Regions from separate parts of the Homo sapiens genome. Here all the other regions are linked to region 3. Evidence: chromatin contacts called from ENCODE Hi-C data. All regions are on one chromosome and are shown on one strand. Each heading gives the region's core, a stretch centred on a gene start or an enhancer-like site at or near the end of the contact. The rest is flanking DNA. Distances are from core to core; before and after follow the strand shown. Region 1 holds the start of PPP2R5A (protein phosphatase 2 regulatory subunit B'alpha). Region 2 holds the start of NEK2 (NIMA related kinase 2). Region 3 holds the start of CENPF (centromere protein F).

Region 1 (2,700 bases), core at 38-2,537, 2.3 Mb after region 3:
AGGAGCTGACACTCGGGAAAGTGAAGGTCGGGGAAGGTTCGTGCGGTTGTTAAAGCAAGACCGGGAAAGGGCAAACCTGGAAGAGGAGTGAAGGACTCTACTTCACGGGACGCAAGATAGGAAGTGCAGGTTAAGCAAGCGCGCAGGTGGGGAAGGGTGTTGGCCTCCCCTAGGATGGAAAGAGTTCAGGTGGGAATTAGAAGGAAACAGCCAAGACTTCACAGAAAACCTGTTTGAATAAGGAGGAGGGCGTGAGGTGACGCCAAGGCATTGTGGGGAACTCGGCTCACACACTACCAGTCCCAACTGAGCAGGAGAAACCCAGCAGGAAATGGCTCTGCTGGCGCAGAGGCAAGCGTTGCCAGCCCCTGCGCTCGCTGCTGGGGCTGCGCCCTCGGAGGTTACCTTTGAGCTGGGGCAGCGGGTGCAGCTCTGCCTGGCTGCCCTGGCTGCGAAACTGCGACGAGCCCTGGGAGCGCTTCTGCCTCTGCGCCTTGCGGACCGATTTCCGGGTGAAGCCGTCCACTTTCTCCGAGGCCGAGATGGCGGCGCTGGCAGCCCCCGCCGGCGGCGACGACGACGACATCTCCGCGGCCCTGACGCTTGGCAGCTCCGGCTGCTGCTTGCAAGGCACGGGCAGCGGCGGAGACGGCAGGAGGAGGCGGGGGAGAGGCGCGGGGTGCTCGCGCCCCTGCGCCCCGGCCCCACGGCCCTCCGGCCCCGGGACGCCGCCGAGCTTCTCCTCGCCGCCCGCCAACGCCTCACGGCCACATCTCAGCGCTGGAGGTTCCTGGTCCCCGGCGCGCGGCGAGCTCCCGGGGCTGACGGAGGGAAGGGCGGGGGCGGAGGGGGGTGAAGAAGTTGTTGACTCTGGGCGCGCAGAGCGGGTGGAAGAGAGCCCGAAGTTTAGACAACTGAGGCGGGGGCACGGGGGTGCGGGTGCCGAGCGCGCCTCTCGTCGCTTCTGCCCCCGTCGCCAGCCAGCCGGCCGGCCAGCACCTCAGCGGCCGCTGCCAGCGCAGCCCGCCCTGCCTGGAGCCTCCTCTCAGGGCGCTGCCATCGCGGGTCCCCTCGGAGCCACTGCCGCGGTGCCCGCTCTTCCCGGTCAACGCCGGCCCCTCATCGCCCGGGGCGCTGCCCCGTAGCCCCGGCCCTCTGCGTGCACACACTCGCTCCTTGCCGCGCTGGGCGGCCCGAACCCCCTCCCCCACGCGCCCGTCGGCCGCCCACGGAGAACCCCAGGCGAGCGACCGCTACAACTTGAGAAGGTGGTTGGTACAGGCGACTGGGGAGTGTGTGCGCGTGTGCGCGCGCCAGGGCGCGCGGCCCGGGGAGGGGCCTCGCAAGGGGTGGGAAGGAGGAGTTTGACTGACAACTTCCGCGGGGTCCCGCCCGCCTCTTGGTGCGGCGGCGGGGGAGGGGGCGGGAAAGCATGCCAGCCCTCTTAGCCAATCACACGGCTAAGCGGCAGCGACGGCGTGAGGTGCGGCCTCTTGAGGCAGAGGAGTGGGGCGGGCTGTGTGACGGGCTTCGGCCACAGCCAATCGTAAGTGAAGACGGCGAGCGGGGTGCCCCTGCGTCAGAACAAATGCGGCAAATCGCTTGGGAGGGAGGGGAAGCGCTCCTCCACCAGCGGGCATTTTTGCGCTCACGCGCGACTGCTCCAGGCTGTCATTGCTCTCCTGACCGTCTACGAGAAGACTGGGAAACTTGAGAGGGTGCGTTCAGAGAGCAAAATAGAGCGCCCCTTCCCTTCCCTCACCTCTCTGCTGGCCAATGAAGAACTGAAGCGATTGGTGGGGCGCCGGAGGGCTGGGGCGCGAAAGAGCGCCAGGTGTTACACCACTGAAAGGGGGCGCAGCAGAGGTCAGGTGGCGAGCAAGCAGTGTGATTGACGGGCGAGGGGCCCGGGGAAGGCGAGAAGGTGAGCTCGTCCAATCGTTGCGAGGTCTGGACACCTGGGCGGGTCTTGGCGCCTTACTGGCCCCAAACCGCAAAATTGGTAGTTGCGGAATAAATTTGTAGCTCTTGGGAGGTTCGGACTCCGCAACTCCAGAGAGCTACTCTCGCGTGGGGTTTGGGCAGTCTAGCATCTGCTGCTTCAAAGAGTTCTGCAAGTCCACGCCCTCTAAAAAGAGATTTCTCATTCCCAATTTAGTATCCTGCTAATTTTCACCCCTCCTTGAGCCAAAGGCCCTCAACTACTCCAACGAGAAGAGTACAAATTCATTGGTCAGTGGTGTGTGGATATGGAGGCTTGCCATGTACTCTTACCGGAATCTCTTTCTTGGAGATTCCGTCTAGATTTTGAATTTCTTAAGGACGAGGACTGGTCATCTTAGTTTTTCGTGCAGTGCTTTCCATACGGTGGCCGTTAATAATTATTAATCTGAACAGTCAGCCTCCCTTTGCGCCAATGGACCCAAATCTGTAATCCCCTCCCTCGAGCTCCAGACCTTTTCCTTTCAACATAATAAAAGTAATTGTCGTATATTTAAACGAAGCCACCTGATGCATATGTACAGAAGATTCCAAATTTGGCAGGAAGTTGAATTCTAGACCTAGAACCAAACATACTATCCTCAAAACATTTCCTCCTTCAGATTTGCTGGGCGGTGAAATTGTACATAATCCTCCCAGTCAAGGAGGTTCAAACCTCAGCAGCGTTTCTGACACTTTTCGCTTTCTCACATAGTCAAG
Region 2 (2,700 bases), core at 158-2,657, 2.9 Mb after region 3:
CACAGCCACTTGCAGTGCCTTACATAACTTTTGAAACCTAAATTGGTCCTATTCCCCTGAGGTAAGACAGTGCCCTTGAATGTTAATTTAAAAATTCTCCTGGTTGGCAATTCCAATTATCTTATGTTATATTCAGGGCATGTAATAAGTCCCTTATTTTTACATAAAGAGCTTTTAAATTCTTATTAATAGAAAATCAGGTGTCTTTTAATCCTTTGCTGAACAGATATTTAAAGAAAACTGGCCTGTTCATGCATTTCCAAATTATTAGCTTTCTGGTAATTTACATATTCCTCTAACAAGCCCTGGATGGAGGCCTCTAAGTCCTCCTTCCCTGGTAAACATGGGGCTGTTCATTTGGCTGGGTAAGCTGAGAACGTTGGTGTGTGGGTGCGTAAAAGAGAATCTGTGTTCAATGAAGTATTGTCGATAGGGTTAATTGTGTATTTGGCACACATAAACGGGACAAGACGTGTAAAGTACTTGGTAGGAGAGCGACAGTATTTCTCCTTTTTTTTTTTTTTTTGGAGACTGGGTGTCACTCTGTCGCCCAGGCTGGAGTGCAGTGGCGCACGGCTCACTGTAACCTCTGCCTCCCAGGTTCAAGCAATTCCTCATGCCTCAGCCTCCCAAGAAGCTGGGATTACAGGCCTGCAACCCCATGCTCTGTTACTTTTTTTTTTTTTTTTTTCATTTTTAGTAGAGACGGGGTTTCGCCATGTTGGCCAGGCTGGTCTTGAACTCTTGGCCTCGAGCAATCCGCCCGCCTCGGCCTCCCAAAGTGCTAGGATTATAGGCGTGAGCCACAGCGCCCGGCCTAATTTTCGTATTTTCAGTAGAGACGAGGTTTGCCCTGTTGCCCAGGCTGGTCTGAACTCCTGGGCTCAAGCGACCCACCCACCTCGGCTTCCCAAAGTGCTAGGGTTACGGGCGAGCGTGAGTCACCGCGCCCACCCGGGAGTCTGTATTTCTAATTTGTATTCAGCTCTCAGCATATCCTCAACGTGACCCCACCCAGGTTCAGGGTACTGGAACCTGAGCGAGGAATGCGTGTGCCGGGGAGAGTAGGTAGTGTGAGGGGCCAGAGTGCAAAGGTCAGAAGGCATCTGGTGGAAGCGGTGTGCAAAGAAGCCTGAGGGGAGGACCTTAGATCTCGGTTACCTTGGCGATCTCTATCAGAGGGTTAGAGTTGCCGAGAGGCGCCAGCTGCCGCTTCCTCTCTCCCGCCCTCCGTTTGGCTTAGCTCGCCGGGTTCTCCCACAGGTTAAAAGCAGACGCCGACGCGGTTGCCTAGTGACACTTTTCCCAAAATGCCTAGGGTATTGTTGTGTTCTTCTTAGCCAATGAGAGAGGCGAAGCGGCCCACCGCCTGCCAATAGACTGCGAGATCAGGGCCCGCGACGGTTAAACGGGGCCCAAGGCAGGGGTGGCGGGTCAGTGCTGCTCGGGGGCTTCTCCATCCAGGTCCCTGGAGTTCCTGGTCCCTGGAGCTCCGCACTTGGCGGCGCAACCTGCGTGAGGCAGCGCGACTCTGGCGACTGGCCGGCCATGCCTTCCCGGGCTGAGGACTATGAAGTGTTGTACACCATTGGCACAGGCTCCTACGGCCGCTGCCAGAAGATCCGGAGGAAGAGTGATGGCAAGGTGAGCGTGGGACCTACCCTGCGCCTGCCCCTGCTTAGGTTTCGTCGCCTCGGGGCGAGCGCCCTGCGCCACCGAAGGGAACCGACAGGGCTGAGGAAATGGGTGCCCGGAAGACTAAACCGTCTTTCCTGGGTCTGCATCTGACAGCCTGTCCTGGGTGGCTTAAAGGATGGGAGACCGCTTCTTTTGATATATGTATTTCCATCTTTTCCCGTTTCTCTCCCCATTTCTCTCTTTCTCCTGCTTTGGCTTGCTAAGGACCTTCCATTGGTGACAGGTAACTAATTCCTGAGCTGTTTTTAGAGCTCTAAGAGTGGCCCTCTCAGGCACAAGAAAGGGGCAGGACTACCAGAACCCGAAGCTTTGTATCTGCAGTCAGACTCCCTCAAAATATCCATTATTAGGATTATTGGATTCATATTTCCCAATGTATATAGGTAGAACTTTTACAGAAAGTAACATTGGACAGGAAACTGCCTGGCTGCTGATGGAGGGATCTTTACCAAGGTGTCTCATCCTGGGAAAACACGACTGGGGTGGAATGGGGCAGGGACTTTGACCACCTTCACCCCAATTTTGACTATAGTACCTTTTAGCCAACTTCCCACTAACCAACTGAGGGTAGGGGTTGGGGGAGTCCTCATGTGCCTCATTCCCGTTTGTCTCCCCACAACATACATTTACTGCTTAGAACTGGAGGAAGATTATGGAAGTAAACTCACAGCTCCTTAAGTTCATTGAACTAAATTAGATAATGACCTTGATTGTAGGATATAATTAAAAGGGAGGTAATTTGTTAAATCTTGGAACTTTCATTCTTTGTTTTTGAGCATAATGAGTTCATTCATACCTTGGAAATTCTTATTTCAGATATTAGTTTGGAAAGAACTTGACTATGGCTCCATGACAGAAGCTGAGAAACAGATGCTTGTTTCTGAAGTGAATTTGCTTCGTGAACTGAAACATCCAAACATCGTTCGTTACTATGATCGGATTATTGACCGGACCAATACAACACTGTACATTGTAATGGAATATTGTGAAGGAGGGGATCTG
Region 3 (2,700 bases), core at 95-2,594:
GCTGAATGCTTTTCCATTCCAAAGTCTAAGATAGAGAACAATATAGATGTAGACCAAGCTAACTGTGATTAGAGCAGATTTTGGCCCATTAAGGGATCAGCTATCAGCCACCTGTATTGGGCCATTGGGGCAAAAGAACAAAAAAATAAACCCAGAAGTTTACTTTTGAGGAACAGGGAATCGAGGTGGGGAGTGAAGAAAAGCCCTGGATGAAGGTTCCTGCATGGAGGACTTGCAGGACTATTGTCCTTTCCAGAAAATGCTGTATCTTTATCTCTTAAATACGTGGAGGGCACTCTTCATGCCCGAACTACCCAGTCCCTTAGTCCCCAAGGAAGCTCTTGTGTGACCTCCTCCTGCCCCACCTCCACCACTGCTTTCCCGTTGTCAGAATTCCCCACCTCCTCCAAAAAGCCAGAGTCCCCGTGCACTGTACCAAGGCTGGGTCTGAGAATGATAACCCTGCCTTCTCCTCTAGGTCAGGCTCAAGGACACGACCCATGCCTTTTATTTCTGGGTCCTCATTACACAGCCGAGCCGGGCACACAGGCGCGTTCAAATAAATGTGGAAGGGAGGACCGGGCGTAGTGGCTCATGCTTGTAATCCTGGCACTTACAGAGGCCAAGGCGGGAGGATCCCTTGAGCCCAGGGGTTCCAGACCAGCCTAGGCAATATAGGGAGGCCTATCTCTATTTAAAAAAAGAAAAAAAAAAATGTGGACGGGAGGAAGAAGAGAGGGGAAAGAGAAATGCTCGCGTAACTAACCATAGGCACCCCACGTCGCCAACCAGATCAAAACTCAAGCTTACATCTACTCAATAAAACAAAGGACCAGGGCCTGAATTTCAATAAGGTTGGTTACGGGACTGGGAAGGCGGCTTGGAAATACCTAGTCATCTCCAATTCTTTTACGGAGGAAGAAAATGATCCCCTAAAGTGTGAGTCCGTGACCGAGTAGGGTCTGGGACACTAATCCGAGACCAGTTTGAACCCGAGCAGAAGGGCGCAGACACCCCTACGAACCACATCCCGGGGCGGATTCTCCAGTTCGGTCGGGTGGGAGGGGGCGGTCCCCGGCACCTACAGGGCCGGGAGAGTGATCCCAGAGGCCTCCCCGCCCAGTACCCGCCGGCAAAAAGCCAGCGGCACCCCCACGCCGCCCGCCGCCTACCGCCCGCCGCCAGGGCCAGGATCCGGACCCAGTCAGGACGCTCACCTTGCTCTCGGGGACGGGAAAACGACCTCTCGGAGAGTACAGTTCTGGCGCGGCTTCGGCGGGCTGGAGCCCAGAGTCTAATTCAAACTGCCCGCAGCCGCCACCGGTGCCCAATTCGCCCGCTTCTGGTCTCAACCAAACTTACCTCCACGCCTATTGGTCACTCTAAGTAGCTGCGGACCAATCCGCGCCTGCGCACTCAGACTGCCGCGTCTGATTGGCCCTTTCGGATGGATTTTAAAAACAAGCCCTCTACTGGAGGTGCCTGCGCCGGAGTTTACTGTTCTTTTTTGTTGTTGCGGGGAGACGGAGACCACGTGCTTTTGCTAATGCTAGACGCGGTTTTGGACCGCTATTTCCGCAAAAGTCAGGGAATGCGCCCGCTGATTAGGAAGGCGTGGTCTATCGCCTACAGCCAGGGGAACTGTGCTGCCTGGTGAAACCTCTTTTAAACTGCACGTACCAATCTACTTAATTAAACGTAAATTTAGGACATAGATACTAGGTGCTGTGTTTGTCATGCATTCTTTATCCGGTGTCGTTCTTAACAATTCTTTGAGGAAAGTATTATCCTCATTTTATTAAAAAGTTAACAGGCTCATAGAAGCTAAGTACAGTAATTTGAAATTGAATCTACGCAATGCAGGATGTCGCTCTTAAATGCTGTCCTTTATGGTTCATATTTCTAAGACGTGATTCTGAACACTTATTTTCCGGGATTAAGGCGTGGGGGGAGGACACTGCATCAGAATTTAAAATTCAGAAGAATCCTCAAAACGGGGTGTAATGCTTTTCGTGAAGCCCACTAGTTTTCTATGTATGTTATATACTCGTTTTATTTCCCTATTAAACTATAAATAAGCTTCTAAAGGCAGAAGCAAAACAATTAATTGTTAAAGTAATAGATCTCTAATGCTGTTGTCTGCCTCAATAGGTACCAAACTTTCCAGCCCCCTGACTTTACCTTTCATTAGACTGTTCCTGCAGTACCCAATTCAAGTGTCACTTTTTTTATAAAACCTCCCTAATCCCACCCACTCCTTAGAGATAATTATTTCCTAGACCTTTCCTGGAACTTGCAAACTTCATGTTTAGGATTTTCGCCGTGTCTTGTCTTGTATTTATGTCTACGTCTGACTCCCCCATCAGACTCAAAAATTCCTTTACAGTAAAATCTGTTTTAATTCATTTTTGCATCCCTAGTAACTTTGCACATAGTAATTTAAAATCCAGATCATCTTGGGAGATAAAACTGCTATTTGGGGAAAGGCCTTGTTCTTACTATCTTCTACCTTCGAATCCCCAAAGGGAGGGGAGAGAGCAGGTAGGGGAGGAAAACTTTTGTCAGACATTGCCATGATCAGTCTAGTGTCTGGTAGTTTTAGAATTTGAACCAAATTGTGTCTGGCTTCAACACAAATTACAATTCCATTGCTTCCCAGAGTAATTATTCAACTATGTATAGGCTGTTTAAGGAAAAATA

What was found. Hi-C counts contacts between places; a loop is a spot of excess contacts on that map. Pooled maps may share reads with other maps.
Region 1: a pooled map shows a loop between it and region 3 (14-fold over the local background). The contact joins the promoter of PPP2R5A here to the promoter of CENPF in region 3. A Hi-C loop is called at or near these places in 7 of 50 pooled maps.
Region 2: a loop to region 3 is called in a pooled map, with 10 times the contacts of the local background. The contact joins the promoter of NEK2 here to the promoter of CENPF in region 3. A Hi-C loop is called at or near these places in 6 of 50 pooled maps.

What each region holds. Positions count from the first base shown.
Region 1 is chr1:212,283,997-212,286,696 of GRCh38, reverse strand. It overlaps PPP2R5A (protein phosphatase 2 regulatory subunit B'alpha), which reads right to left and starts at 1,287. Exons shown (of 13, transcript NM_006243.4): 1 at 406-1,287. The coding sequence starts at 586. It overlaps LINC02608 (long intergenic non-protein coding RNA 2608), which reads left to right and starts at 1,676. Exons shown (of 4, transcript NR_125984.1): 1 at 1,676-1,718. RefSeq lists a silencer at 555-1,524 and an enhancer at 1,695-1,774.
Region 2 is chr1:211,674,328-211,677,027 of GRCh38, reverse strand. NEK2 (NIMA related kinase 2) reads left to right here and starts at 1,407. Exons shown (of 8, transcript NM_002497.4): 1 at 1,407-1,644; 2 at 2,515-2,700. The coding sequence starts at 1,549. NEK2-DT (NEK2 divergent transcript) reads right to left here and starts at 1,266. Exons shown (of 4, transcript NR_148994.1): 1 at 1,162-1,266. RefSeq lists enhancers at 1,127-1,421, 1,444-1,703.
Region 3 is chr1:214,601,839-214,604,538 of GRCh38, reverse strand. It overlaps CENPF (centromere protein F), which reads right to left and starts at 1,344. Exons shown (of 20, transcript NM_016343.4): 1 at 1,218-1,344. RefSeq lists a silencer at 1,241-1,450.